Regions from separate parts of the Homo sapiens genome. Here region 1 is linked to region 2. The links are chromatin loops, found by intact Hi-C in ENCODE. Cell type or tissue: CD14-positive monocyte. All regions are shown on one strand. Each heading gives the region's core, and the rest is flanking DNA. Links, peaks and the distances in the headings are about the cores only. Region 1 overlaps LOC124900690 (a long non-coding RNA gene). Region 2 overlaps LOC105374541 (a long non-coding RNA gene).

Region 1 (15,376 bases), core at 4,532-9,531, 50 kb after region 2:
GGAGCACTGATATAATAACCATAGATAATATCTATTGAGCACTTGCAGCATGCCAGGCACTGTGCTAAGCACTTTAATAATCTTGTGCCCATTGTCAGATGAGGAAACTAGGTTCATGAAGATGAAATAACTTGTTCCGTGCCACACAGCCTATCAGTGATGGAACCACCAGGTCACATGACTTCAGAAAGCTCAGCCATCCCCCCAGAACAGATTTCTGGGCCTGTAGGCCCCCACCTATCACCACCACACTTCACCTCTCCTCTGAGCTAGCACAGTTACCTTTGCATTTTGTACCCTGGGTTCTAATTGTGTGGACCCGTGTGTCTCCACTAGACCATGAGCTTCCCAGAGGAAGAAGCTCAACTTTCATCTCAGAGCACACGATACAAATGCAAAATAAAATGTCTCCCTCAGAGAGTGGCTGTGACCAGTGGTCCTGAAGTCTCTGCTGCCCTGGTTTTGCACACCCTCCTAACCATATCTATGTGTGCACCTGCTAGGGAGCAAAGAATAAAATGTGAGACTCCTACTAACCCTCTCTGCCCAGGTTCCTGTATGGTGATGAGCTCTCTTTCTGAACTGATTCATAGCTGTCTTTTCAGGTTTATACTGTAAGCCACCTCAAATCTCTTGGGAAATAAAAGTGAGTTTATTTATAAATGAATACGTGTTTATCTGGGAGATTAATAAAAACTAGAGCCAGGCATGGTGGCTCATGTCTGTAATCCCAACACTGGGAGGTCAAGGTGGGAGGATCCCTTGAAGCCGAGAGTTCAAGACCAGCCTGGCCAACATAGCGAGACCTTGTCTTTACAAAAAGTTTAAAAATTACCTGGGCGTGGTGGCAGCATGCCTGTAGTCCTACCTACTTGGGAGGCTGAGGCAGGAGGATCACTTGAGCTCAGAAGTTCAAAGCTGCAGTCTTTTATCTATCCAGTTGTCCATCAACTGGTGAATGGATAAATGAAATGTTCTGTACAGCAGAACATTATTCAGTAAGAAAAAGGAATAAAGCTATGATCACACCACTGCATTCCAGCCTGGGTGACAGAGTAAGATACTGTCTCAAATAATAATAATGATAAGTTTTAAAGCTAAAATGATCCATGGTGGTCAGCTGCTTTACTTCTCCCCTTTCTCAGACAAAATAACTAAGGTCTATATCGAACTTCGAAAACTGATCTCTGAGTATGTTTTTTTTTGTTTTGGTTTTTGTTTTTTGAGACGGAGTCTCACTCGGTCGCCCAGGCTGGAGTGCAGTGGTGTGATCTTGGCTCACTGCAACCTCCGCCTCCCAGGTTCAAGTGATTCTCCTGCCTTAGCCTCCTGGGTAGCTGGGATTACAGGCGCCCACCACTACACCCAGCTAATTTTTTATATTTTTAGTAGAGACGAGGTTTCACCATGTTGGTCAGGCTGGTCTTGAACTCCTGACCTTGTGATCTGCCTGCCTCGGCCTCCCAAGGTGTTGGGATTACAGGCGTGAGCCACCGCACCTGGCCGTGTGTTTTGTATTTTGACCCACATGACTTTTTAGAGTGTCGTTATTTTCAAATTGAGTGCACACACACAAACATATACACACACACAAAGAGGAAACAGAGAGAGAGAGAAGAGAGAAAAGAGAGAGAGAGAAATCTGTTAGCTCTGGTTCTATTGAAATGTTGAAACATCTAGCAGCCTCTGGGTACATACCCAAAATAAATGCAAACATCCATCTACACAAAACTTGTAAGTGAGTGGTCATAGCAGCATCATTCATAATAGCCCCAAAGTAGAGGGAGCCCAAATGTCCATCAGCTGGTGTATGGATGAATGAAATGTTCTGTATCCACAGAGCAGAATATTATTCAGTAAGAAAAAGGAATGAAGTATTGATACCTGCTGCAACATGAATGAACCTTGAAAAACCTTATACTAAATGGAAGAAGCAAGTTGTCAAAGGCTCGATATCGTATGATTCTATTCATATGAAATGTCCAGAAGAGGTGAATTTGCAGAGACAAGAAAGTATATTAGTGGCTGCCTGGGACTGAGGGGAAAGGAGGAGCAGGTGTGACTGCTCGTGGGTATGGGATTCCTTTTAGGGGTGATTCTAAATTTACAAAATGCTTCAAATGTTTTATCTTGCCTGAGAATCATAACAAACCTATGAATTGCTTACTGTTATCTACATTCGATAGATCTGCACAGTCAGAAACTGAGTAGCCTATCCAAGGAGGTGAAATTTGAGCTCAGATTTTCTGACTTCGAATTCCACACTTCTTGATTTAGTATGAAATATTTCAAAAATACATAAAAGTACAAAATCACATAACAGACAGCCACATACCCACTGTTGAGATAAAACAGATGTCGGCATTTTGCTGCATTTGTTCCGGAGCTCCCCCAGCCCTTCCTGACTGTGTCCTGATCATGACACCATTCTTCTTTATCCTGGGCCAAATCTGCCATGCTGGAGAGGCTTGGATTGCTCCTCTGTCATGGAGGCTTCTTCTTCCTTCACTTTTAAATTAATGTTCAAGCGGATTTCCTTGGATCATAGGAATAGTTTAAAAGAGAATTGAGACCCAAAAGAAGAATGATGTAGAAACACTTGAATGTATTTCTCTTATCATCTGCCATCTGTATCAATCTTTCTCTCGCTCACTCTCTCTCTTTTATTTTTGTAATAACTGGTTAATTCTCCTTTCAAAAGCTCCAGAGGTTGTCCTGAAGGTTTAATTATAATGTTCATTATAATGGAGTATAGCTGGATCAAGTAAGTGGACTTCAACCAAGGTCAGCAGTGGCAAGGTTGTGGTGACCAGTGCTCGGTTGTCCTAGGACTGGTTATGATAAGATCTACTCAGCACTTGGGGAAACAGCATGTTGTATAGTGGAAGAATTGGGGACCCAGGACCACCTTTCCATCATGTGTAAAATGGGGATAATAACACAGGCTGGACCTCTGCCCCATCCCGGTCCAGATGTGCTCTACCATCCAGTACAGCTAAGGAAGAGTCACACTGGGTCAGGAAATTCAAGTCATTTCTTGAGCTGAATGCAATCAGGAGAAAGTGGGCCAAGGAGCCAGCTCAAGGTGAGTCATTTGGCTCAAGAGAACTTTGTCAGTGGTCCCAGCAACACACTCTGCTGCTAATAGCCATCTCGTTTGATCTCGGCACTGATGCTCAAACCACAGATTTCCTGGGCCTGCAGCCTCCCAGGAAATGGAAACCAAACAACAACGGATGATTCATATTTCCCCTAAAGCGGCAAGAGAGAAACTACCTGCCGCAGAAATTGCAGCCAGCTTTTGGAGGCCCTGGCCTGAACTGTTCCTCCAGCCTCCTCTGCTGATGTGTATGGGCACCCCTGGCCGCTTGTCTTCTGACTGGTTTCTCTCCAAAGAGAGAATAGGTAAAGGAGAGGAGAGAGGAGAGGAGGGGAAGGGAAGGGAGGGGAGTGAAGGGGGAGCAGAGAGAAAAGGAGAGTTAACATTTATTTATTAAGTGCCCATTTTCAGACAGGTTCTGACTATATCGGCCACTTTCCATATATTACTTTGTGTAATTTTCATTATAATACTATGAGGCAGGCCGGGCGCAGTGGCTCACTTCACACCTGTAATCCCAGCACTTTGGGAGGCCGAGGGGGGTGGATCACCTGAGGTCAGGAGTTCGAGACCAGCCTCAACATGGAGGAACCCCGTCTCTACTAAAAATACAAAATTAGCCGGGCGTGGTGGTACATGCCTGTAATCCCAGCTACTCGGGAGGCTGAGGCCGGAGAATTGCTTGAACCTGGGAGGCGGAGGTTGCGGTGAGCTGAGATCGCGCCATTGCACTCCAGCTTGGGCAACAAGAGCGAAACTCCATCTCAAAAAACAAAAAAACAAAAAAACAAAAAAACAAAAAATACTATGAGGCAGATATTAACTACTACCTGCCATACTATACATTTCCTTATTTATTGTCTATTTTCCCCTCTAAATGGTAAGCTCCAGGAAGTCAAGGGTTCATTGCTGTATCTCCACCTTCTAGAATGGTGCCTGGCACAAAATAGCAATAATAATTATAGGTAGCACTTATTTTATGCTGCATACTGTTTACATATTTTATACATTAACTCAAGCAAATAGTAATAATAATAATGATAACAGGTAGCATTTATCTTGTGCCAGACCCTGTTCTATTTGAATATATTAACTCAATTATTTCTCACAACAATCCTAATGACAGAGGAACTACTATCTCCATTTTCCAGATGAGAAAACTAAGGCACAGAGAAAAGTTTGGCTTGCCCATTTCCCAACAGTGAGAGAGCCACAGAATCAAGATTCAAATCCAGGCCACCAGCCTCTAGAGTTTGAGTTTTTAACCATAATACCATCTTGTCTTCTTATAAGGGATGCTTGAGAAGTATTTGTTGAATGAATGGTTCTTCCTGTTTCACAGAAGAAGAAACTCACTTTTTGCTAAGTCTCACAGCTTGCAGGATCATAACCACAGCCTGTAAAATTATTGTTTTGTTATTGCTCTAAAATATACACAACATAAAATTTACCCTTTTAACCATTTTTAAGTGTACCGTTCTGTGGCATGAAGTACATTCATTTACATTGCGATGCAACCATCACCACCATTAATCTCCGGGACTTTTTCTTCTTCCCCAACTAAAACTCTGCACCCATTAAACTCCTCATTCCTATAAAATTCCTAGCAAGGAGAAATGCAGGAAGCCAGCTGTGGGAAGTCATCTGAGAGAAGTGATTAAGAATTCCTGCCCTTGGCCGGACACGGTGGCTCATGCCTATAATCTCAGCACTTTGGGAGGCTGAGAGGAGCGGATCATGAGGTCAGGAGATCGAGACCATCCTGGCCAACATGGTGAAACCCCATCTCTACTAAAATACAAAAAATTAGCTGGGCATGGTGGTGTGCGCCTGTAGTCCCAGCTACTTGGGAGGCTGAGGCACTTGAACCCGGGAGGTGGAGCTTGCGGGGATTAGAGACAGTGAGGAAAGAAAAGGTTGATAAGAGAACAAGTTAACTGCGAGATAACAAGTATTCACTAACAGGAGGACGAGAAAATACACACACATGTCAGAAACACAAAACAGTGTTGGAACACAGGACAACGCCTCTGTGGGGCAATTCTTCGAGGTCAGTAGAAACTAAAAGTCTAGATTGAGCCTGGAGTGGCTGGGGAGGGGAGAGGAAGAAAATCCCTGGAAATGAGCTTTACCGTTCAGATCTGAAGCGGAAATTTTAAGTTTCTTTATCACAGAGACTATTTCTCCAACAGCAACTCTGGCACAGATTTGCCCCTTTCAAAAACCTGGCAAGTGGTTTCTTTTTGGGGGTGTTGAAAATGTCCTGGAATCAGACAGTGATGTTGGTTGCACAAACTTGGAAATGCACTAAAAACCACTGAATTGTACACTTTTAAAGAGTGAATTTTATGGTATGTGAATTATTTCTCAATTTTTAAAATTCTTAAAACACATGCACAGAAATCCTGGCCAGAACCGTTCAGTCGAGGTGATGCTATGGCTCGTTTCTTCTGTAAATGCTTCTTGGGGAGCTGTGCCATGTGATTCAATCCTGCAGTTGATGATGGAGGCCGGTGCCATCTTCGCTCCAGCAACGTTTCCACGTTGAGTTCTGCCAGTTCTCATTCTCACGTTCACCTCTGGCCTCTCTTCGCCACCTCAAGGGCAGAGTCTGCAGACCTGGTGGGAGGTGTGTTTGCCAATGAGGAACTTAAATCGTTGTAGAGAAAATAGGACTTTGAGTGAAGTTAGCAAAGTCCTTCGTCCTTATTTTTACAGTCACAGTTATGACACAAAACTTTAATTTTAGAAGATATTGTTGGCATTTTACTCTATCATAACAACTCCTTGAAATAGTGGTATTATTAATCCAGGAGGTTATTGAGGTATAGAAAGATGACTAACTTCACCAAGGTCCACAACTGGTGGCAGAGCCCAGATTTAAACCCAAGCAATCATGGCCAGATACGGTGGCCCATGCCTGTTATCTCAGAACTTTGGGAGCCTGAAGTGGAAGGGTCACCTGAGCCCAGGAGTTTGTGACCAGCCTAGGTAACATAGGGATACCCTGTGTCTACAAAAAATAAGAAGAAATTAGCTGGGAATGGTGGTGCATACCTGTGGTCCCAGCTACTTGGGAGGCTGAGGTGGGAGGATCACTTGAGCCCATGAGGTTATGGCTGCAGTCAGCCGTGACTGCATCACTGCACTCCAAAGCGAAACTTTCTATCTGAAAAAAAAAAGAAAAAAAAACCCAAGCAATCAGATCCAATGCCCACTGTACTATCCTCCCGTGTAATAGGTGCCCACAAATCTCCTCAACTTCAGGTCTCAGATTAGACATTGTTTCATCTCAGGAGCCTCCTTGACCCCTTACTGTGATTAGGTGCTTCTTGTCTCTGGCTATCTAGTTCCTGTATTTCACCCCTTTCATGTTATTTATCACATCAAGCTGTAAATTACTTGTTTACCTGACACTACCTAGATTGTAGATAGTGTGAGTGCAGGGATCACATCCACCTTGTTCTCTGATATACCCCCATGCCTGGCATATGGATGCTGTTCCAAAACCAAATTGAATGAATGAATGCATGAATGAATGAGTATCCATTCACCATCTCTTACTCTTAAGATAATCTTTGGGGTCTCTCTACTCTGTAATTTCCCAAAAAAGGTTTGGAAATTTGTTCCGCTTTGTCACCAATAATGCACATACTATAAAGCTCCCCTCCACAAATGGGTTTCTTTCCAAATGTTTGATGCTTTTCTAATTTTGTGACTCAGGCTTGTTGACTGGTTTTTGCCTCTGGGATCTGTCCTCCTGGTTTTAATTGTGGTCCCAAACTTGTGGTATAATTAGGATGTTGGAGACGGAAAAAGGATGGTGTAACTTTTACTTAACTGGGTGACATAGCTGAGTCGGTATTTCATAACTCCCTCTGTGGTACTCAAGCATAAAGAGCTTTAGCTCTATTACAGTGACTCTTTGTCAAAAACATGTCATGGACCTCCCTTTACAGGTGCCACAATTTCCCTCCTCAAGATGGTATCAGTGTGACTCCAAGGACCAGGTGGACTTTATCCTCATTTTCCATTTTTCACTCCACAGCTTCATTGCAAAACCCCCACCGTTCTCCCACTTTTACCTCTACCTCTCATTTTCACCCTCAACACACATGACCTGCAATTCACAATCCCTGGAAGCAAAAGGTACACTGATGTAAATCTCAATGCATTTACACTGAGAGTTAGGTAGACTGTTCTGTCATACCCTGCAGTGCAAACAGGCTATATTTTTCTAACGTTCTAAACCAAGTTACACCTACTTCATGCCCTCCACTCAAAAGAGCCAAGAGTTGCCAAATCCCAGAAGTTTCTCTTGGTTTATTCTTGCCCCCTGAGTCACACAAGAAACTCAAGACTTATACACAGATCAGAAATTTGCAGGGAGGGCCCTGGCCCTCCATCCATCATTTCAATGATACCCACGAGCTACCTGTTACAAAATTCAATGCTAACTTTTCAGTCTTCATCTTACTCCAACCATCAGCAGCACCGAACATGGTTGATTTCTCCCTTTTCCCCAAAAAACTTTCTTTCCCATTCTCTGGCTTGTCCTTCCCTTTTTCTGGCTGCTTCTTCTCAGCACTTTGCTGATTCCTCCTTGTCTTCTCTCATTTTAAAGTTGGCATATCCCAGGCCTCCACTTTTAGCCCTCTTCTTTACCTTCACTCATTCTCTAGAGGAGCTCATCTGGTCCACAGCTCTAAATGTCATCAACCTACAATGATCATTTCCAAAGGAATCTCCAGTTCCAAATTGTATTTCTAAAAAAAGACAACCAGATTTGCTGTGGATTGAATGTGGGATTTTTAAAAAGAGGGAATTGCTAGTCAAGAATGACTCCAGGGTTTTTAGCCTAAGCAAACAGTGGCAATAGGCTGCCTACTTGACACCTCCACTTACATGTCCAATAGACAACTCAAATTTCAACATATCTAAAACCTGATCTTTCCTTCCCCCCAGCCCAGCTTCATCCTCACTCTTTCCTATCTCAATAAATGACGATTTCATTGGCACTGTTTGCTTAGGCTAAAAACCTCAGAGTCATTCTTGACTATCAATTCTCTCTTTTTAAAAATCCCACATTCAATCCACAGCAAATCTGGTTGTCTCTTTTTAGAAATATAATTTCTCAGCTGGGCACGGTGGCTCATACCTGTAATCCCAGCACTTTGGGGGGGCCAAAGGGGACAGATCTCTTGAGGGCAGTAGTTCAAGACCAGCCTGGACAACATGGCAAAATCCCATCTTTACAAAAACATACAAAAACTAGCTGGGCATGGTGACACGCCCCTGTAATCCCAGCTATTTGGGAGCCTGAGACAGGAGAATCGCTTGAACCCAGGAGGTGGAGGTTGCAGTGAGCTGAGATCACACCACCGTACCACTGCACTCCAGCCTGGGCAACAGAACCAGACTGTCAAAAAAAAAAGAAAAAGAGAGAAAGAGAGAAAGGAAGGAAGAAAGGAAGGAAGGAAATAAGGAAGGAAGGAAGGAAGGAAGGAAGGAAGGAAGGAAAAAAGAAAAGAAAAGAGAAGAAAGAAAAGAAAAGAAAAATAATTTCTCACCTCCACCGCTGGGTCAACCCTATCTAGTCCAAGTCACCAGCATATTTTGGCTAAAAAGGGTCTATCTGTTTGAGGTCCAGTCTTATCCCCTTAGTCTAGTCTTTACATAGTAGCCAGAATGATCATTTTAAATCAAAAATCAAATTTCTATGCTCAAAATTACCTAATAGTTTTTCATTACTGTGAGAATAAAATTAAAGCACTGCACAAGGATCTGCACAATATCTACATGGCATGGCTCTCTCTTTCCGGAACAGTCTTTGCCACATGCCCACATGGCTCATTTCCTCACCTTCCTCATCTTTATTCAAATGCAACCTTCTCCCCAGGCCCTTCCCTGACCACCCCACATACAGTAGGGTCTCCATACCCCTATCTCTCTGTCCCTTTGCCAGCTTTATTCTTCTTCATGGCCTTTAGCATGATCTGTCATAAATTTATTTATCTCTGTGCTGTCTGTCTTCCTCCCCTAACAAGTAAGCTCGGTGAGAGAAGGGACTTCTCTCTATTGTGTTCATGGCTCTGTCCTCCACTCCTAAACAGGAACTGGCTCAGACCAAAGGCTCTGTTGAGTGAAAGAATGATTGGCCACTGCTGCTACCTGTGGGGTCCACCACATAAAGGCATTAGCTGCCAGCAGACCCACCATACCCCCAACATGCTTTCATCTCAACAAAGTGAGGAGGTGATCAGCAGCAATGGGGCCACGGAGGTTGGCCTTTAAGTAATTGCTTCATTGCCTCACTCTACCTGAGTACATCCATCAGATCAACCGGACCAGAATTTATTGTGCCTGACAGTTAGGAACCTGAGGTTCTGGTCCTGATGCTACCTCTGTCCTGCTGCATGGTCTCAGCTATGTTGTTTAAACTCACTGGGCCTTAAAATGAAGCCAGATGATCAAGTGACCAGGGTCTCACTCTCCCACGGGGCTGGAGTGTAGTGGTGTGATCACAGCTCACTGCAGCTTCAACCTCCCAGGCTCAAGCTATCCTCCCGCCTCAGCCTCCCGAGTAGCTGGGACCACAGGTGCGTGCCACCATGCCTGACTAATTTTTGTATTTTTTGTAGGGATGGGGGGGTCTCACCATGTTGCCTAAGCTGGTCTTAAACTCCTGGGCTCAAGTGATCCTTCCGCCTTGGCCTCCCAAAACACTGGGATTACAGGTGTGAGCCACCATGCCTGGCTGAAGTCAGTGATTTTTTTTCTTTAATGTGAAAGAAATAGAGTACATAGTTTTTGCACTCAAAAAATGCTGAATCTAGCAGAGGAAGTTGTCCCCACACCAATGAAAGAGGTGTCGCCTTTGAAGACAGGACATACTGAGTCTGCTCAGTAAAGGCTGTCAGAGTTCAGGAAATGATTTGCAGAGGAAGGCGCCTTACTGGTCCTTGGGGACGGGTCTATGCAGCCCAAGCATCTGTGCAGTTACACAATGTGCTTATGAGCGTGGGTGGCCCTTCTAGCCATCCGCTGGGGATGGGACTACTCGTGGGTAGCCTGGTAGATGTGGCCATGCAGAGGGGTAGCACATTGAGATGAGATGACCTGGGTGAAGCTCACTGTTGTGTCCAAGTTGGAAGTGACACAGCTCAGCAGTGGGACACACGAGGGGAATCCCAACACCACCAGCTATGAGATGTCTGGCCTCAGTTTTCTTAGCATGAACATAGCACTGCTCTCGTAAAATGGTTATGAGGGTTCAGTAAAATACAGCATACAAAGTGCTTAGCATAAAGCATGGTAGACAGTAAGTGCTCAATAAAGGTTAACAGTAGCCTTGTTTTATTACTGTTAGTGTGTGCCCTGGAGCATTCTTTCTGAGTTGGGCTAAATATAGTCTCACCCCCTGCACTCATTTCACTGGAGACACCGGTCAGAAAACTGTGAGAATCTGGCAAGTGTGGAGTTGGCCACCTTTCCAAAGGGATGTGCCAAGGTCCTGGCCTCGGCGCCAGGGGCCACGTGGCTGGAAGGAGCTGCCTCTGGGAGCAGAGTTACGACTGCAGGATGGGGGAGGGGCTCAGTTAAGGGCCCAGGGCTCCCGCTGGCCACCAGGAGCACAGGAAGAGGGCCAGCCAACAGGTTCTCAGAACAGGCATGCAGTGACAGCTCTTGGCTGTCTTTCTCAAGCAGTGGCAGGTGTGCACTTATCTTTAGCAAGGAGAAGAGATGTGGGAGCAGCTCCGGCCCTGTGCCATCTTTCACTGCCAGCTGCCAGTGTGGAGTATAGGACATTGCCTCACCCTCTGCACAGTGTAGAAGAACCCAACACAGACCATGGAGGGCCCATGAGGCTGGATTAGCAGCTGCAATTCTGGAGTCAGGCTCCTGGGTTGACTATGTGGGATTCCTTTTTAGCTTTTCTTATTGCCCTCTCCTTGCCCCACCGCACAGTCCTACATTGCTGCAGTTGTCAAACTTTCAAATGGGAGCTGGGCGGCATGGCATGAGCCTGTAATCCTAGCTACTTGGCAGGTGGGGATTCCAGACCAGCCTGGGCAACATAGAGAGACACCATCTAAAAAAAATTTTTTTTGTTTTGTTTTTGGAGATAGAGTCTTACTCTATTGCCCAGGCTGGAGTGCAGCGGTACAGTCTCAGCTCACTGTAACCTCCACCTCCCAGGTTAAAGCAATTCTCCTGCCTCAGCCTCCTGAGTAGCTGGGATTATAGGCATGCACTACCACTCCTGGCTAATTTTTGTATTTTTAGTAGAGACAGGGTTTCACCATGTTGGCCAGGCTGGTTTCAAACTCCTGACCTCAAGTGATCTGCTCACTTCATCCTCCCAAAATGCTGGGATTACAGACATGAGCCGCCACACCCAGCCTAAAAAAATTTTTTAAGAAAAAAAAAACTTCTAAATGAAACTCAAGTTACAAAGAATAAGTAATCCATTCAGTCTGTTGAGTTGAGTAAATATGATATATGCGTATTTTTTTTATAAATTACACATAGATGAACATGTGGCATATAGTCTTATACCTAAAATAAGTGGATAATATGGTAGTCTACGTGAAAACACTAAAAGCTTTACTACCTCTCTTCTAGAAAATCCCAACTGCCACTACTGCCTCCCACTTCTCCCCAAAATGAAAAGATTTCGAACATTCTAATGTACACAGTTCCATCATGGCTACAATGATTATTTTCTTTCAAAGCAATGGTTTTCATTTGCCAAGATTGATTTATTTTTGTTTAGTGTTTTTTCGCCCTTGGTGTGACAAGTCTTGGTGATAACTTTAGCAAGAAGAGGGACTGTGACTATCCTTGTGAAATTAGCAGTTGCTTCAAATCATCTTCTTCCTCCATAGATCCAGATTTATTCCTCCCCCTCCCAGGAGCTCACTGTGGTGCTCTGCTTTCCGAGAGTTTATGTGTAACTTCCTTTGCTGTGGAGGCCAGGCTCTAGGTTAACTTCTGGAAGTATCTTTGGAAAGTAATTCTCAGGCATAACTCCAAGAAAAAGAGACACATGGTGAGGAACTGACATAATTTTTTAACACCACAACCAGCATATTTCTGCAGGCAACAGCAGCCAAAATGGGTTGCCAAGACCAATATTGATCTAGTCCTTCATCCAGTCAACAAATGCCATTGTTTATAAGATATAATTTTTTTTGGTTAAAGTTCAAAGTTAAACTCCAAGGATTTTCAAAACTATAAAAACGAAAGGCTTTCATACCCTCAAAAAAAAAAAAAAAAAAATCCTGGCCAGTTTTCCTCCTTCACGGGTTTTCGCAGTCACTACAAGAAATACAGCCAAGAAAACACTTTTTTGGTCTTTTTTTTTCTGAATTCTGGTAGTTTTTTAAAGGAGGATTGTACTAAATGCCTAAGTAAAGGTCCCCTCAAATTCTATACCTGTTCTGAAAAATCATGAACTCCAGTTGCACAGGTAACTAAGGTCTGCTTTTCTGCTCCAGGGCTGCCCACCTGCAGAATTCCATAAATCAATTCCCCCTTTTCCAGGTTTAGATTCAAGCAGTGCTCTCCATTCCCACCTCTCCTTTTAGTATGGAAATGACAGAGTTTTACTAAGCCCCTGGAGTAAGGCACAGGGTTTTGTGGTTCACGTCTGATTCTGAAATGGAAAACCTTAGCAAATAAATGGTGAGCAGATGGTGCTTTGTAAACCAGTTCCTCATGGTTTTTCTATATCCACTTCTGGGAGCTGTTGTCAGCAATGAGCAAGCCGGGTTTAGGATGGAGAACCAGGGTGGGATAATAATGAGATTTATGAGATGTCAAGTTGGACAGTGTCTTTTGTGTGTGTGTGTGTTTCTAAAAAAAAAATAGGGTTAACAGAGGTCACACCTTCTTCTCCACGTCAGTCTTCCCCGCAAAGCACCTAGCCAAGTGGATTGCACACACACACGGTGGTGTTAGCTGATGGATGGATCGATTGTTCATTTTGGATGCCTATGTTATACTGATTCATTCCTGTGGAGATGTCTTAGTTCACTTTTCTAGTTTGGAGAACATGTGAGCTAAGGATAAAGATGAGCATTTGTTCTGGACACAGACGTGTGTTGAGCTCCTATCCTATGCCAAGCTCTCGTTTAGGCACTTGGGGTACATCCCTGAATACAACAGAGAAGCAATGCCTGCCCTTGGGGAGCTGATGCTCTGCTGGGGAGAGGGGGTAAATTACAAACAACGATTGCATTTTTAGAGGAGATGCTTTGAGTATATTTATATGTCATCACAGAAAAGTCAGGCAAGTCATGACTCTGCACTTGGACACAGCAATGGGATTCTGGAAACCACAACAACACACCAAATGCATGAGCCGTCAGGAGGCCAGGAACCGAGAAGCTCATTTTGAGCAGAGACTTGTTGTGGCAGCACTGACAGCTCACACCTGTATAGAACTTTCCAGTTTGCCAAGAGCTTTCCACAGACACTGTTTCCTATGGTCCTCACAATTGCCCTGCCAGATGGGCAGCAATTAGCCTTTCAGTCCTGCAGATGAGGAAACTAGGGTTTCAAGACCAAGAGTGACTTGCACAAGATCTGGCAGGACTGGGCTTCAAGCGCAACAGAATAATAGCAACAGTGTTTGCTACAATAGTGTTTACTACGTGCTTGGTGCTACTCTAAATGCTCTATATGAAGTAATCCATTTCAGTCCTTAAAACATCCCAATGAGATAGATACAACTATCTTCCCATCTTGCAGATGAGATATTTGAGGCACAGAGTGGTTGAGTCATTTACCTAAGTTCCCACTGATAAAAAGTGCAGAAGTTTGGATTCAAACGCAGATCATGCAAACCTAAGCAGCCTCCTGAAATGGTAGCTACAGATCTGGGCCCAAGGGCATTGCACTCTCTCTAGTGCAGAAGAGAAGGCTGATCCATTAATAGGCTGGCCAGGAACACATGAATAGCCACACAGTCAGAGATGTCACCATCTATCACAAAGAACAATAGTCTTTCTGTGCTAATAATATATTTCAAGAGTGATAATGACATTAAGTAAGAGGGAGACAAACTGAAAGGATTTTTAAATTGTCTGAAGATCCCTTTGCCACAAGCCATATATCCTATTATGATGAACCCAGTTTATCCATTGCTCCTTTGAATTAACAGACCACGATTTGCACAATTTTCTTGCTTAATTTTGACCACCCTGTGATTTTTTTTCTGAACTCTTGTTGTACTGAGCCTTCACAAGACAATATTCCATGTAAATAGACATTGCTCTGTACTCTTACATACATTGTCCATGTGTGCCCAGCCTGTCTCCCCAAACAAATTACAAGACACTCAGTGACTGGGAGCTCTGTCATATGACTTCATTGGCCATTTAGCCCTAACCTAGGGTGGCAGGGATAAGATAGTAGATATTCAATATTTGTTAACTGCTTAAATTATAGTCTTTCAGTTGAATTCTCAGTAGCTTCTGCAGAAGTATTTGTGCTTGTTCCTTATTCATTTTTTCTTTGTTTTGTTGCAGCTAGAACTGTAAATATTCAGATATAAAGACAGTATGCTAGAAAATGTTTAATAACCAGCATTACAGAAGAAAAAAAATATATATATATATATAAAAGCATTTACCATAGTAAAAATACTCTCAACATGGCCTATTTCAAGCTACCGGCATGATGTCAACTGGCTTGCAAAATGCCTGAAAGTTAAAATGTTGATTCTATTAAGTTGGTATGGGTGGCTCTAAAACACGGCAGTTTCTTCCAAAATATGATCTTTGCTGATGTGGTGACTTTTGGTTTTCTTTCTCAATAAAGGCTTTCTTAGTGAAGGATTATACCCAGGTTTGCCTAAAATACAAGATTTTCGGTTTGTGTTTATGATAATTTGAAATACAAACCTAGTAAGTAATGCAGCAATTACTTAGTCATTCCAGGGTCAAGTTGTGGAAAAAAGTTTTGTGTTTAAATTAATGAAGCTTAAAAAACAATCAAAATCTACACTCTTAAGCCAATCAAACAATCAAGTGACATCCTATCTCCTTCCTTCCTCCTTCCCTGTCTCCCTCCCTTCCTCCTTCCCTGTCTCCCTCCCTTCCTCCTTCCCTCTCTCCCTCCCTTCCTCCTTCCCTCTCTCCCTCCCTTCCTCCTTCCCTCTCTCCCTCCCTTCCTCCTTCCGTCTCCCCCTCCCTTCCTCCTTCCCTCTCTCCCTCCCTTCCTCCTTCCCTCTCTCCCTCCCTTCCTCCTTCCCTCTCTCCCTCCCTTCCT
Region 2 (15,376 bases), core at 5,990-10,989:
ACCAGTCCCCCTGTGCCATACACCTCATCCCTCTTTCAATTTATTCCCAACACAGCAGCCAAGGAAATCTTCTTAACAGGTAAGTTGTATCACGTCACTCCTGTGCTCAAAACCCTCATCTCGCAAAGCGTAAAAGCCAAAGTTCCTCCAATGAATGACTTCCAGGGCCCTGTGTTACTTGTAGTGGAGCCATCTTGGAAGTGGTTCTTCCAGCTCCAGTGGAGCCACTGCAGCCAGCATCATGTGGAAAAGAGATGGGTTTTTCTTTGCTGAGCCTACAGAAATTACAGAATCATGAGTGACTAAAAGATTGTTATTTTTGTAAGCCACTAAGTTTGAGGTGGTTTGTTACACAGCAATAAATAACCATTAAGCTTTCACATTAAGGCTGGACGTGGTGGCTTATGCCTGTAATTCCAGCACTTTGGGAGGCCAAGGCAGGTGGATGGCTTGAGCCCAGGAGTTCAAGGCCAGCCTGGACAACATGGCAAAACCCCGTCTCTACAAAAAAATAGGAAAATTAGCCGGGCATGGTGACACACACCTGTAGTCTCAGATACTCTGGGGGCTATGGCAGGAGGATCACTTGAGCTCTGGAGGAAGAAGTTGCAGTGAGCCAAGATGGTACCACTGCACTCCAGCCTGCGCATCAAAGCAAGACTCTATCTCAAAAAACAAACAAAAAACAGATTCACATTAAAAAATAGTTCATTGCTAAAAACAGTCAAAAGACATTATTGTAGAAAAATATCTAATGAAAAGATAAACTTTATATTATGTGTTAAATTTCAAAAGGCCACAAAACAGTGTATATAGAATAAAAATATTTTTTAGTGTACAAGATATCTATAAAGTTTTCATGCAATTTGAATTTTTAATAAAATCACTTCTATAATAGGTATAAACAAGTTGCAAAATGCAACTCAAGATTTAAATAAATTGTCAATGATTTATTTGTTTCAATTTTTTTATAGAGGGGAAGAGAGCATAAGAGGGAGTAAGAAAATTCTTTTTTTTTTTTTTTTTTTTTGAGACACAGTCTCACTCTGTCGCCTGGGCTGGAGTGCAGTAGTGCAGTTTTGGCTCACTGCAACCTCTGCTCCTGAGTTCAAGCAATTCTCCTGCCTCAGCCCCCCGAGTAGCTGGGATTACAGGCATGCACCACCATGCCCAGCTAATTTTTGTATTTTTAGTAGAGATGGGTTTTCGCCTTGTTGGCCAGGCTGGTCTCAAACCCCTGACCTCAGGGGATCCACCCACCTCAGCCTCCCAAACTGCTAGGATTACAGATGTGAGTCACTGCACCCAGCCTAAAAATTCTTTCATTTCTTTCTATCCTCCAACCTTCTAAATTCCAGAAAGAGGATAGGTATGGCTGAAATGCAAAAAGAGAGTAAGTTCATTCCTAGGCTTAGCCACCCACACCCCAGTAGCTGATGACTTGGGAAATTTGGACCTCAAGATTTGTAATATGTTTTCTTTTGTTGTTGCCTTTGATCTAGTCCCACATGCAATGCAGTTCCATTGTATAGCCTGGGTGACAGACTGGGGAAGCCTGACTTTGATTCCGGAGCCAGTGAAATTGATTCCAGTCTCCCTTCCCTCCCTGTGATTTCTTCACTCTTTTATATGTGTCTTCACTCGAATTTATGTCACTGTGCCTTGCAGACAGAACAGGTCCAAGTCAAATCAACCATACTGGGTTTTCAGGCAACTGAAAATTTCAGATTCTTTTTAGTAAGTCTCCCTCAACCTGCCTTCTTCTTCTTCTTTTTTTTTTTTTTTTTGAGACAAAATGAAAATGTAGTAGTTTACATTTTTCTGAGTTTCATTTCATCTTCCTGGTTTCAACAGTTTTTCCAGCCTGTCAAGACCAATTGAACTTTAATTGGATCACCTGTCATACAAGCTGCTCGTCCCAGACTTAGGTCTTCTGGAAATTTTACAACTATGCCTTCGGTGTCTTTATTGAGAAAAATGTTGAACTTTTAAACTCTGTTGGAGTGGGTGGAGTCTTCTGCAGAATTTCATAGCCATTTAGTGTTTAAAAACCCCACAACCACCATCAGATTAAGATGGTGTCAGACAAACAGGTGGGAGTGATCTGAGCAGAGGCTGGGTGACTTTTAGATTAAGTGTCCACAGCCCCACCCAAAGTAAACATGAAACTCCCCTGAGAATCCCTTCATGTCAGTTACTGTTCTACAAATGCACTAATCTTCGAGTCCAGTGCAAATATCTGTCCTATGTTTATTGTCCTAACATATCAATGTCCTCTTCTGTAATTGCCCACGTAAGCTCTTTAGAGGCAGGGACAATTTTTGTCATTTGGTTAAACAACACAGGACTGGGGACTTCTAAAATGCTGGGTGGGAAGAACTGGGACCAGTCAGAATAATACGGAGGAGGTTTTGGTAAATGTCTTTTAACCATTGATAAATGGGGCAAATCAATGGAGAAAAGGACGATTATTTAATAAATGATGCTGGGATCTTCATTAGCTCTTTTGAGGAGAAAAACCTCTAGTTGGGCTCTAAACTTCTACTATGAGTCAAAATAAATTTCAGAAGGATTAAAGAGACAAATGATACCAAAGAAAATCATCAAATAGACACATAGATCAATGGAACAGACTTGAGAGTCTAGAAATAAGTTCTTTTATTTTGGTCAATTTTTTGTTTGTTTGTTTGTTTTTTAGAGACAGGATCTCACTCTGCCACCCAGGATGAGTGCAATCGTATGATCATAGGTCACTACAGCCTTGACCTTCTGGGCTCAAGTAATCCTCCCACCTCAGCCTCCTCAGTAACTAGAACTGTAGGCACATGCAACCATGCCCGGCTACTTTTTAAATTTAAAAACATTTTTTGTAGAGGTAGGGTTTTACCATGTTGCCCAGGATGGTCTCGAACTCCTGCCTTCAAGCAATCCTTCCACTTCGGCCTCCCAAAGTGCTGAGATTACAGGCATGAGCCAGTGCACCCAGCCTTGGTCAACTGATTTTCAACAAAAGTGCCAACATAATTTACTGGGGAAAAGAGAGGCTTTTTAACAAATGGTTCTGGGACAATCAGCTATCCCATGCAAAAAGATGAACTTAGACCCTTGACTCACACTATATACAAAATTTAACTCAAATCGGATCATAGACTTACATGTAACAACTAAAACAAGAAAACATTTAGAAGTCAGTACAGGAGAAAATCTTCAAGACCTTGAGTTAAACAAAGATTTCATAGTTATGACACCCCAAGTGTGACCTGTAAAAGAATACATTGATCAGTAGGACCTCCTCAAACATTTTTGTGCTTCACAAGACACCATTAAGAATATGGAAAGACAAGCACAAGACTGGGAGAAAATATTTGTAAACACAACTCCTGCTCTCATGGGGTTTATCTTCTTTGAGGAGTATGAGGGGCCCATAATAAACATTAACACATAAGAAAAATATCCAACAGTGATTCCTGCTCTGCAGAAAAGCAAACTACTGTGATATGTTGACCATGTTGGATTGTGTAGTCAGTCAGGAAAGAGATCTCTACAGAGATTGCTCATTTAAATTGAGCAATCTGAGCTCTGAATGAAAAGCAAAACAAAATAAAACAAATCGAGCAATCAGGCACCTGAAGATCCAATGGGAGCACCCTCCAGGCAGAAGCAACAGCATGTGCAAAGGCCCTGAGTGTGGCACGAGCTTGGCATGTTTAAGGAAAGGAACAACGGCTCCGTCAAAGTAGGAAAGGAGGAGGGAGTTGCCCAATGAGGTGGCCGCAGAAGGGAAGGCATGGTCCTGGAGGGCTTTCTGAGCCGAGGTGAGGAGGTTGTGTGCCCTCAAGCGTGATTGAATCAGACACGTGTGTGAGTTCCATTGTAGAAAATGCATTCCAAAAAATGTACCACTCAGAGTTCTTAGTTGCAAACAGTAAAGCTGACTCTGGCTTGTTTAGCAGAAAGACAGTTATCTTAAAAGGACATTGGAAAGCTCACAGATCTGAAGGCCCTGAAAAACAGGACTCTGGGTCAAGGGTCCAGAGACAATTCCTAAAACCACAAGGAGGATACCCCTGCTACTGATGCCCTGTTGCTGACACTTCTGTGTGTGGAACTCTACTTCGGTCACTTTCAAAGTCTGTTACCTCTGCTTTTGCCCCCGCAAAACAAGGAGTTTGCAGTGATCTTCCTTCTTCAAGTTGCTCACCATTGCCGAATCAACTTCTCCCAGGTATACCAAGTGGCAGAGCCTCGGTCACCAGCTTACATTCTAGTTGCAAAGGAAGCTGGGAATTTGAGTTTTCTAGGTTCAAATTTCAGAGAGTGAAACTCCCAAAGGAGGAATTTTCCCAAATATAAGAAAAACTTTTTTTTTCTGTTTTTTCTGAGACAGTGTCTCGCTCTGTCGCAGGCTGGAGTGCAGTGGCGTGATCTCGGCTTACTGCAAGCTCCGCCTCCTGGGTTCAAGCCATTCTCCAAGAAAAACTTTTTAAAAAGTACTGGGAGGTCAGAAAACACAATAAAAATCCATGAAATCAAATAAGAGTAAACATACAGATCCCAATTAGGAGGCTGTTGCAGTAATTTGTTTAGGTGAGGGATCATGGAAGGCCTGATAGGGCTGGTAATGTTGTATAGGACAGTGATTCTCAAAGTATGGCTCCTGACCAGCGCATCAACATCTGCAAACTTTGTTAGAAATGCACATTTCAGGCCCCACCTTGAACTTACTGAAACTCTGAAGTTGAGGCTCAGCAAGTTGGTTTTAACAGGCCCACTCAGATGATTCTAGTGTATACTAACATTTACGAACCACTGGTAGAGGACATGGAAAGAAGAAGAAGATTTGGAAGTAGTCTATAGGACTTCTTGATGGATTGTGGAACTTAAGGGAGAGAGAGTGGAATCCAAGAGAACACCTAGATTTTCACTTAAGCAACTGGCTAGATAGTAGTGCCTTTTACCAAGAGGGAGAGACTGTGAGATGAACTACTTAAGGAAATTAAAATTTGGGATTTTTTCCAGTGAGCATTCAAAGTTCATTAGGCTCACAGGAGGAAATGTCAGGCAGGCAGGTGGCTATGAGTCTGGTGTGTTTCGGAGAGGTCAGCGTTGAAGAACTAGGTAGGAAAAGCATGTAGAAGGTACTTCAAACAAAGGACTAGTGGGGTCACAGAGAGGATGTATACACAGAAAAGAAAATGGGATTCAAGACAGACTTCAAAGTAAAAGGCAAGTGTGAGAGGAGGATTCTGCCAAGGAGACTGAGATGGAGAGGTCAAGTGAACATGGCAGACAACTCTTATAGAATTGGGCATCAGAAGAAGCAAGAAGAAAAAAGTGTTTAAAGGAAAAGGACATGGTCTACTCTAATCCAAATGAAAGATAGACAGAGGGACCTGCCAGAAATAGCAAAAAAGCAGTGCTATTCCTGGCAGTTTGTCTGGAGACTGGAGAAGATTCTGTCAAAGACCCTGTTGGGCATCTGAACACCTTTCTCTGATTGAAGACCTAGGGATAAACCATCTTCCAGAAAATGATTTGGAGTCCCAAACCACAGGTCTGTTTCTACAGAGAAGCCAAGATGCCTGCCTCCAGAGAACAGGATGCTCTGAAACTGAGCAATAAAAGACCATCAGGACCACTGTGGGAAGACCTTTCCCCTGAGAAATTTACTTATCTTTCTAGGAAGAAAGAAAAAGAGAGTGGTAAGTAGCAGAAGTGTTTCTTCCATATATTTCTCTACTGGGAGTGTGGTGAAGTCTCCCCACAACATGGAAACATGAAGAGTGGGGCCACATTTCCCTCACTGGCCCTGCCATGAAGTGCTTCAAGAAGGGCTGATATTAGCAGAGCCCAGTTTAAGAAGGAAGTGAGAAGCAGTTTTTCCAGAGTCATAAGGGAAATGGAAAAGGTCACATACATGACATTGTTGAGGGCTGAGAAGAAACCTGAATTAGGGAGTTAGAATCTCAAGTTTAAATAACTCCCCAACTTCAATGTTGTGAAAAGTTTAGCAAGTCACTGAACCTCTCTGAGCCTCTCTTCAGTGATTTGTCAAGTGGAGGGCAATTTATTACTGTCCTGCCTCTGGTCAAGTGAGATAATGGTAGAAGGGCTGGATGGACTTGGCAAAGGTTACTATCATCGATAATAGTACTAAGCAGTGTTACTTTCAAGGTATCCGTGAGTGGGGAATCCAAGCTGCTATTGTTCGGATGTATTCCCCAAAATTCATGTGTTGCAAACTTGATCCCCAATGTGGTGGTACTAGGAAGTGGGATCCTTAAGAGGTGATTAGGTCACATGAATAGATTAATGTCATTATCTTGGGAGTAGGTTTGTTACAAAAGTGAGCTCAGCTCTCTCTCTCTCTCTTTCTCATGATCTATGCCCTTCCACCTTTCACTATGGGATGACACAGCAAGAAGGCCCTCTCCAGGTGCCAGCACCTTGTTATTGGACTTTCCAGACTCCAGAACCATGAGAAGTAAATTTCTTTTCTTTGTAGATTACTCAGTTTTTGGTGTTCTCTTATAGCAACACAAACCAGACTAAGACATATGTCTTTGCCACACTGGTGGCCAATTCTCCTCCATCAACTTTCTTCCCGACTTTTCCTCCAGGTTTGCCAGCTTTACCAAACTTCTCCAGTGTCAGCTATGCCCCAAGACTCCAAGAGGCAGAATTTACGTTTCTTAGCCTCTCCAGTGAGATTGCAGTTAGCATTTAAAAACTCCTGCACACTGTAACATTCTTGAACCATACCTCTGATGTTATCACTGCCTCTGGTTACAAGGTTCTAGAGAAACACATGTCTCTGAAATGAGCTCCTTTTTATCAGATAAATTTCTGAATTCAGTAGGAAAAACTCTTCCATTTCACAAACAGGCCCCCATCCCCAAGGCTGTTCCAAAAATTGGATGTCCATGGTAAATTATCTAGTGATATTCCCTATGCTTGCATTCCCTATCACGTGTTGCACAACCAGTAATGCTTTGACCTGAGAAAGCCTACCTAATCATCAGATGCATCCTACAGATGAGAACCACAGGTCCTAGAGGGGCCAAACAACATGGCCAAGATCTCACTTCAGGGCAGAGTCACAGTGGTAGGCTGGAAACCAGGCCTTTTCACCCCCACTGGGTGCAACCATGTTTAGCCCCTTAGTAGTATGGCTTTGCCTACACTCTGCATATCTACTTAACAAACACTTGTAGAGCACTTACAGTGTGTTGGGCGCTGCATAAAGCACTTTGCAGACATTAACTCACTTAATTCTTAGAGTAGCCCTAGCTGTGCAGCCTTACGGAAGCTACTCAACCTCTCTGTGACTCAGTTTTCCCATCCGAAAAAAAGGGATTGTTGTAACAGTCTCATGAGTTAACACACTGAAAGAACTTAAAACAGTGGCTAGTACAGGGCAAACACTTACATGATTAAGTCCATAGGGTACACAATGGGCCAAGGACAGTGATGGACACAGAACACAAAGCAGGAGCACATACCCCGGTCTCATGGGGTGAGGGAAATGTTTGTAGGAAGCCACCTATTTGGTCAACCCCTGAGCCATGTTTACACTAGTGAGAAAGCTCATCACATCTTTGCTCTGGTCCTCTCCCATGGTTCAGTATGCCATGCAGCATCAGACAAGAGTAAATGTGCCCTCCAAGATGTAAAGATGCATTTGCTAGTCTTTATTTACGGATATACTGACAATGGAAAACATGTTCCCCTATATGAGCAGCCCTGAGAACAACGCCAAAGATTTCCTGTAATGAAAGGCTCTAAAAATACTTTTTGATGATGGAGGGAGTGGAAATTGAGCAACACCAACTGAGTGAAATACGGAAATGATACCAAATGGCACCGAAGCAGCAGAGCAGGCAGCCCACCTGGCCTTTGATCCCTCAGTCTTGCCCGAAGACTCAGTGCATTTGGGGTTTTTTCCAGGAGGCTGTGCTGTGCCTTTGTGTTTACATGCTCCATCTAATTTTCTAGAGAAAAAAATTAGTCAGCCATGACTAATGCTGAATTATAGCATAAAATGGTTGCCAGCAAATTGAACACCCAAGTAATCTAACTTTCTCTTTTTTGTGATCTGCTGAAGATCTCCAAGAAATGGGAATATGTTCTGTGTTTTGGGCCCTCAACTCCTTCCATATTTACTACCAAATTATTGTTAAAGTCAGATATATTGCATATCCTGTCCTATTTTTGTTAGATTTAACCATTTTGTTAAACTGTTGTGGAATAGTGTTTATAGTTTGTGACTTGGTCATGGATATGATATTTTACTCTCATCTCTGCTCTTTGAGAGAGTCACTGTCCCCACCACCACCACCTCCCTTTTACAGAGGAAGAAATTGAGGCACAGAGCTGCAAAGGAGTTTGTCTGAGGTCACACCACCGGCCGATGACAGCCTTCCGACTACCCAGTCCCTCTGCTGGGTTGATCCTGTGGATTTCCATTTTACTATCGGTTTAGGGTATCCTAGTCATTACAAATCTCTGTTTGTTATGGCCCATCTCCAAAGGAGGCCTTGGCCTGGCCAAGAGGAGCCTTCTCTTTTTCTTCGCAAATAAGTTTTTCCTCTTCTCCTGTCTGGAAAAGGTGGGTCGGCAGCCAATTCAGTGAGCAACTCAGTGATTTAGGAACAAATATGTGGGACAGCTGAGCCTCTCCAGATGTTGAACTAAATAAGGCACAATTGGGCTTTTGGGGTCTGACGCCTCTTTATGGCAAACTGGGAGCAGAAGGGGCCCCTAGAACAGTTGACAGTATAATAAGATTCTCATTCAAAAGTGCCTACGTTGTGCCAGAAAGTTTACAGAGTGGTAGGGCTCAGAATAAATAGCTGGCAAATTATACACTATGATAAAACATTACAATTTTCTTCCTTTCAATACCCCACTCTGGAGGAATACTATCCACTCCTGCACTGTTGAATTCAGGAGTGGCTATGGGACTTGTGTTGGCTAGTGACGTGTAGACAGAGTTGACACATGTCTTCCAGCACGTGGTTTGCCATCTGTCTTTTTCATCCACCACGTAGACTGGCAATGTTCCAGGTACGCCCTGAACACTAGAGAGAATGGGAGAAGCCAAGCTTCAGTCAATCCGCAATGGACCCTCTTTGTTGTAAGCCACTGATGCTTTCAGATTGTTGTTACAGCAGCATGGCCTAGCCCCTTGTGATGGGAAAACTTGCATGAGATCCCATAACTGGTACATAGTAAAGCCAGGATAGTTCATCTGCAGCATTTAATAAGTGCTTACTATGTGCATAAACCATGCTAAGTACTTTCTACATATTATCTTCATTAATTCTCACAATGAGCTCATAACTTGTATAAAGAATTCTTACCTCAATTTTTAAATTGATGTTTCAACTCACACAGCTTGTAAGGAGCAGATCCAGGACTTGAACCCAGGTTGTTCTGAATCCATAGCCCAAGCTCTTAATCACTAATCCATATTGAATCCTTGTTCAGTTCTTGAAGACAGAGAGCTTGAGAAGTTGAAAAGAGTGGAATGAATTTGCCAACCACTGTGAGACTGTCAGATGTTATGTATGCAACTTACAAAGTTAAGAAAATAGTATGAACTGCCCCAGTTTATGACCAATCATCTAATGAACACTCTGGGAGTGGGCAAAAGAGGTAGAAGTGCAGGTTAAGTGTCCTTTATCCAAAATGCTTGGGATCCAAAGTGTCTGGGATTTTGGAATATTTGCATATATATAATGAGATACCATGCGGATGGCACCCAAGTCTAAACAGGAAATTATTTTATGTTTTATATACACCTTATACACATAGCCTGAAGGTAATTTTACACAGTATCTTAAATAATTTTGTGCATGAAACAAAGTTTGTGTGCATCGAACCATCAGAAAGCAAAGGTGACCCTAGCTCAGCCACCCATGTGGACAATCTGTGGTTATTTGGCATCACCATCATTCCTGACTCTGAATGTAGATGCTACTGAGAAGCAACTGTTTTCTTACATTTATTCACACATAAGTGTGAATTTTAAGGTAAAAAACATGACAAACCGTTAATGCAGTGAAAAAATAGAGTGTTCAGGGTAACCAAGCAGCACAGTAGCATGCCCAGAATACCTGCATCAGCTGTGAAACAACAGCAAGAGATAACAGCAGGCGTTCAGTCTCCACCTGTGATGCTGTGTTTTGATTAAAAGATTACTGTACACTGTATTCTATTTTTTAGGTGAGGAGAAACACTGGAAGCAGTTGAGGGACCAGGATGTGGGTCCTCCAAGGATGAAGAGGCATGCTAGTGGATAGCTTTTTTCAAATGTTTCCTCCAGTGTCACTGGCCTTAGTAACAGTGGTTTTTGTCTTAGGGGGTCTCTCTTTGATTTTATAAGCTGACATGATTTCTTGTTCTGTTATGAAGGCACACACAGCTCTAGTCCTTCAACAAACCCATCATACATTTTTACCATATTATAACTTAGGCCGTTTTTCTGCAGTGTTAACATCATCTTCACCATTGTGCACCTGTGTTTTGACTGCAACTCATAACATGAGGTCAGGTGTGGAATTTTCCACCTGTGCATCGTGTGAGACTGAGGCAGGAGAATCGCTTGAACCCAGGAGGCGGAGGTTGCAGTGAGCTGAGATCGTGCCACTGCACTCCAGCCCCGGTGACAGAGTGAGACTCCCTCTCAAAAAAAAAAGTTTCAGATTTTGGAACATTTGAGATTTCAGATTTTTGGATTAGGGACTCCAAATCTGTATTTGGAACTTGCTTGATATTCCCCCATTCATTGTTAACTCCTTCCCCAATTAAGAACTCCCGCTCAGCTGCTGACCAGAGTTTCTGCCATCTCTCCTTTAGAGGACAAACAAAGATACAAAGAGCTCCCCTCCACTCTGTGGGTGGAGGCAATCATAACACGGGGAACAGAAAGAACAAAAAGTTTGGAATGATAGAGACCTGAGTTCAAGCTCTGGCTCTGCCACTTACCAGATTTGGGACTTCGGGCAAGTTGCTGCATTTTCTCCATCTGTAAAACAGGATAAATAAGATAATGATGGTTACCTCACTGGGTAATTCAGGGTATAAAAGGCATCATTCTGACAAGTGTCTGTGCAGGGTCTGGCATGTAATAGGTACTCAATGAATATTCGTTCCCGTAGGAATTTACCAGGGAAACACCGTGTGGACTCACCTGCTTTTCTGCCTGCTCTTGCCCTTTGCTCCTAACCTCCCTATCCCTTCCATGCTGCTGTGGTCCCAGATGGAAGTGCTATCTGATCTTATTCAGACCTGAACACACATCTGTTCTCAGGAACATGGTTTTAAAATGAAGATTGGTTGGCTTGAAAACAGGTTTTGTGTTAGTCCATTTATGTTATTATAAAGGAATATCCAAGACTGGGTAATTATAATTGTTCTTTTGGCTCAAGGGTCTGCAGGTTGCACACAAAGCATAGTATCAGCATCTACTTCTGGCAAGGCCTAAGGAAGCTTATAATCATGGAGGAAGGCAAAGGTGAGCCAGTGTGTCCCATAGCAAGGGAGGGAGCAAAAAAGGGGAAGAGGTGCCAGGCTCCTTTTAAACAACCAGCTCTTGCTTTAACTTATCACCCAGGGCATGGTGTGAAGCCATTAATGAGGGATCCACCCCGTGATGTAATACCCCCCACCAGGCTTCACCTCCAATACTGAGAACACATGAGATTTGGAGGGGACACACTTCCCAACCATATCAGGGCTGGACATAAAGAATATTAAGAGTTAAACAAGCCACAGGCTCAGTCTAGGAAACTACTTTTTGGAATATCATTAAAAGAGGAAAATGTAAACAACTTCAAATACTCAACTCCTAGCAAACATATGGATCACTCTCTTTTGGAAAGGAGGGGTGAATACCTGTACTTGTATGCATTAATCCCAACCATTACTTATTACATGAAATCATGAAAGAAAAAGTACATATTTTGACCATTTCCAGCTAACTCTTACAGATATAAAAACATTTTCTAAGTGACCAGCTGAGCGCCATTTCCATCTTCTTCTTAGCCTCTCAGCCCTTAAGCCCTTCATGGCTGAGGTGGGGAGCCAGGGGACCTAAGATTCAGCCTCAGGCACATGCCCTCTGGGTCACTGAGCTGCTCACCTTTTTCTCTTTTTAGTTTTCTCTCTCTCTCTTTTTTTTTTTTTTTTTTCAGACAGAGTCTTGCTCTGTTGCCCAGGCTGGAGTGCAGTGGCACGATCTCAGCTCGCTGCAACCTCCACCTCCTGGGTTCAAGCGATTCTCCTGCCTCAGCCTCCCGAGTAGCTGGGACTACAGGCATGCACCACCACGCCTGGCTAATTTTTGTATTTTTAGTAGAGGTGTGGTTTTGCCATGTTGGCCAGGCTGGTCTCAAGCTCCTGACCTCAAGTGATCTGCCCACCTCAGCCTCCCAAAGTGCTGGGATTGCAGGTGACCTTTTCTCTTAAGAGGGTTAAAGTAAGGAAAGTTTGTCAAACATACAACTCCTTCCATAGTGGAAGGTTGAAGGTCAGAGAGAGAAAACCTGCAGGTTCAGTGAAGGTACAGAGGAGAGAAGTTTCATTTCACTATTGGCAGTTTGAAATTTTCTCTCCAATCACGAAATTGACCATGTTGAGAAGAAAGCATGGTAGGTGTTCCTTTCCCATTTTATCTGTGTAATCCAGGTCTCCTGGAAAGAAACATACATCACTGAGAGGCAGAAAGGGGCAGTGACAGTGCCCATAGAGTCAGACAGAGCCAGATTCAAATACTGTGTCTGACATAAACAACTTGTTAATGGAGGCAGGAAGCTTAACCTGTGGGTTGCAGTGCCTCAACCATCAAATGGGAATAATAACTCATATTTGACAGAGTATTGCAAAAATTAGAGGTATTGTATAAAAATACCTAGTGCACAGTAAGTATTCAATAAATGATTACTGTTATTGTTAATGCAGTGTAAAGTCAAGTTGACAATCTGATATTTATGAATACCAGCTGAGCAAGAATTACATTTCAAAACCTGTCAGACTGAGTCTCAAGCAGCAGGCTAAGGATTTATCCAGGCTTGTTTGTTTGTTTGTTTTTACTATTATACTTTGGATTTACTCCAAAAACTATAACTATATAGGTTGGAATTTCTTTTCTTTCTTTTTTTTTTTTTTTTTTTTTTGAGACAGAGTCTCACTCTGTAACCCAGGCTGGAGTACAGTGGTGCGATCTCAGCTCACTGCAACCTCTGTCTCCTGTGTTCAAGACATTCTCATGCCTCAGCCTTCTGAGTAGCTGGGATCACAGGTGCCCACCACTCATGTCCAGCTAATTTTTGTATTTTTAGTAGAGCCCATGTCCAGCCAATTTTTGTATTTTTAGTAGACATGGGGTTTCACTATGTTGGCCAGGCTGGTCTTGAACTCCTGACCTCCGGTGATCCATCCACGTCGGCCTCCCAAAGTGCTGGGATTACAGACATGAGCCACCATGCCCAGCATAGGTTATAATTTCTAATTAAAACTAAATCCAGGGCCAGGCACAGTGGCTCATGCCTATAATTCCAGCACTTTGGGCAGCAGAGGCTGGCAGATTGCTTGAGCCCAGGAATTGGAGGCCAGCCTGGGCAACATGGTGAAACCTTGTCTCTACAAAAAAAAAAATACATAAATTAGCCAGGTGTGGTGGCAGGTGCCTCTGGTTTCAGCTACTCAGGAGGCTGAGGTGAAAGGATCACCTGAGCCCAGGGAGACTGAGGCTGTGGTGTGCCAGGTTCACACCACTGTGACTCCATCCTGAGTGACAAAATGAGACCCTGTGTCAAAAACAAACAAACAAACAAACAAAAACAAACAAACAAACAAAAAAACCCCCAAAACTAAAAACTAAATCCAGCAGGGTGAGGTGGCTCATAACTGTAATCTCAGTGCTTTGGGAAGCCAAGACGGGAGGATTGCTTGAACCCAGAAGTTCAAGACCAGCCTGGGCAACTCATAATGAGACCCCACCTCTCCAAAGAATTTTTTACATTAGCCAGGCATGTTGACACACATCTGCAGTCCCAGCTAATTGGGATGCTGAAGCAGAAGGATCACTCAAGCCCAGGAGTTTGAGGTTACAGTGAGCTATGATCACACCACTGCACTCCAACCTGGGTGACAAAGCAAGACTCTGTCTCTAAAAACTAAAAATGAAAAAGATAAAAAGGAAAACTAAATCTTCCTATAGATAAATTTGATTAAGCAGCTTATTTACTTTCAAAGAAAAATCAAAAGATTTTTAAAAATTAATTATGCTTTAGGGAATATATATAGATGGAAGCCAGTATAAGGTTGTTTGGATTGCAAAACTTTCCATAAACTTTTTCAGTCCCTTTCTACATTCCTTATTGTAATGTGATTTCAACTCTTCTCCCATTAGGATGGTTTATTTCTCAACATCTTGACTTTAGGCTTGGTTGTATGACTCACTTTTACCAATAGGACAATGGCAAATGTGATATAAGCATAGGCACACTGGGGTCTGCCCTCTCTTGCTTCCCTGAGACCACAATGTAAGCTTAGGTTAGCCTACTAGACAATGAGAAGTCACATGGTAACAACAGGTTTTTTCCAGCTGGTAACAAATGCCAACTTCCAGACATGTTAGCAAAATAATCTTGGATGATCTAGCCTCAATTGAGCTACCAGATAGCTACAACCTAGGAATGACTGCAAGTGAAACCAACAGATGAACTATCTAGCTGAACCCAGCCCAAATTGCTGACCCAGAGAATCATGAGCAAGTAAAATGGTTGTTGTTTAAAACCAGTTTTGAAGTGATTTTTTATGCACAAAATCTACAATGGGTGATTCTGTGGGTGGCTGCTTGGTTCATAATAAATACTCATCCTATAGGCACTATCTCCTATGTCACTGGTGTAGGCTCCCAGCAGCCCTGCTACCTTGGCCATAGTCACTTGATCAAGGGTGGAGACTGTCTAAGGATGGACCAGTCACATTCCCTGTCACATCAGGACAGTGTTCTAGGTGGATGGCCCATGGACTTCAGTTGCTGAGGTCTCCAAGTTTGTCTTGATTCTAGTCTTCTCAAGGCCTGGTTATTCTACAGTTCCTCAGATTTGATGTTTTTCCCTGGTATCCTTCGGATAAATTGCATTTACCCTCAAGATAGCTAGAGTTGGTTTCTGTTACTTGTACTACAAAATTATTGATTAATAAAAGCCCCCTATGAAGAGCTTTACCCTCCAGATGAGGAAAAGGGAGTCAGTAAGTATGCTTAAAACCTTCCTTGTGCACAGAGCACCATGCTGGCTTTTGCAGAGGAAGAAAAAGTGAAGAGAAGGCGCCAAATTTACCCTCATGGAGTCTCCAATATATG

The links. A loop is a pair of places that touch in the nucleus more often than their neighbours do. Peaks named below come from ENCODE experiments on the same cell type or tissue, not always from the same donor. Only the 100,000 strongest peaks of a DNase experiment are listed, where the experiment ranks them.
Region 1: a loop joins it to region 2, with 1.8 times the contacts of the local background. A loop is called at or near these places in 3 of 110 quality-filtered maps.

What each region holds. Positions count from the first base shown.
Region 1 is chr4:26,194,389-26,209,764 of GRCh38, forward strand. It overlaps LOC124900690 (a long non-coding RNA gene), which reads right to left. Exons shown (of 4, transcript XR_007058094.1): 3 at 6,158-6,269; 4 at 3,741-5,719. It overlaps LOC105374545 (a long non-coding RNA gene), which reads right to left and starts at 3,613. Exons shown (of 3, transcript XR_925510.3): 1 at 3,277-3,613; 2 at 2,336-2,536. It also overlaps a transcript of RBPJ not described here. RefSeq lists enhancers at 2,828-3,357, 10,138-10,227, 10,211-10,712. In CD14-positive monocyte, for the core only: no CTCF peak of the experiment used is centred there; a DNase peak (open chromatin) is centred at 6,953.
Region 2 is chr4:26,143,259-26,158,634 of GRCh38, forward strand. LOC105374541 (a long non-coding RNA gene) reads right to left here. Exons shown (of 6, transcript XR_925507.4): 3 at 15,354-15,376; 4 at 10,990-11,029; 5 at 9,363-9,506; 6 at 8,836-9,080. It also overlaps a transcript of RBPJ not described here. Among named protein-coding and RNA genes, the nearest start is that of LINC02357, 80 kb to the left of the region's middle. In CD14-positive monocyte, for the core only: no CTCF peak of the experiment used is centred there; a DNase peak (open chromatin) is centred at 7,883; H3K4me3 peaks cover 1,080 bases; H3K27ac peaks cover 1,509 bases.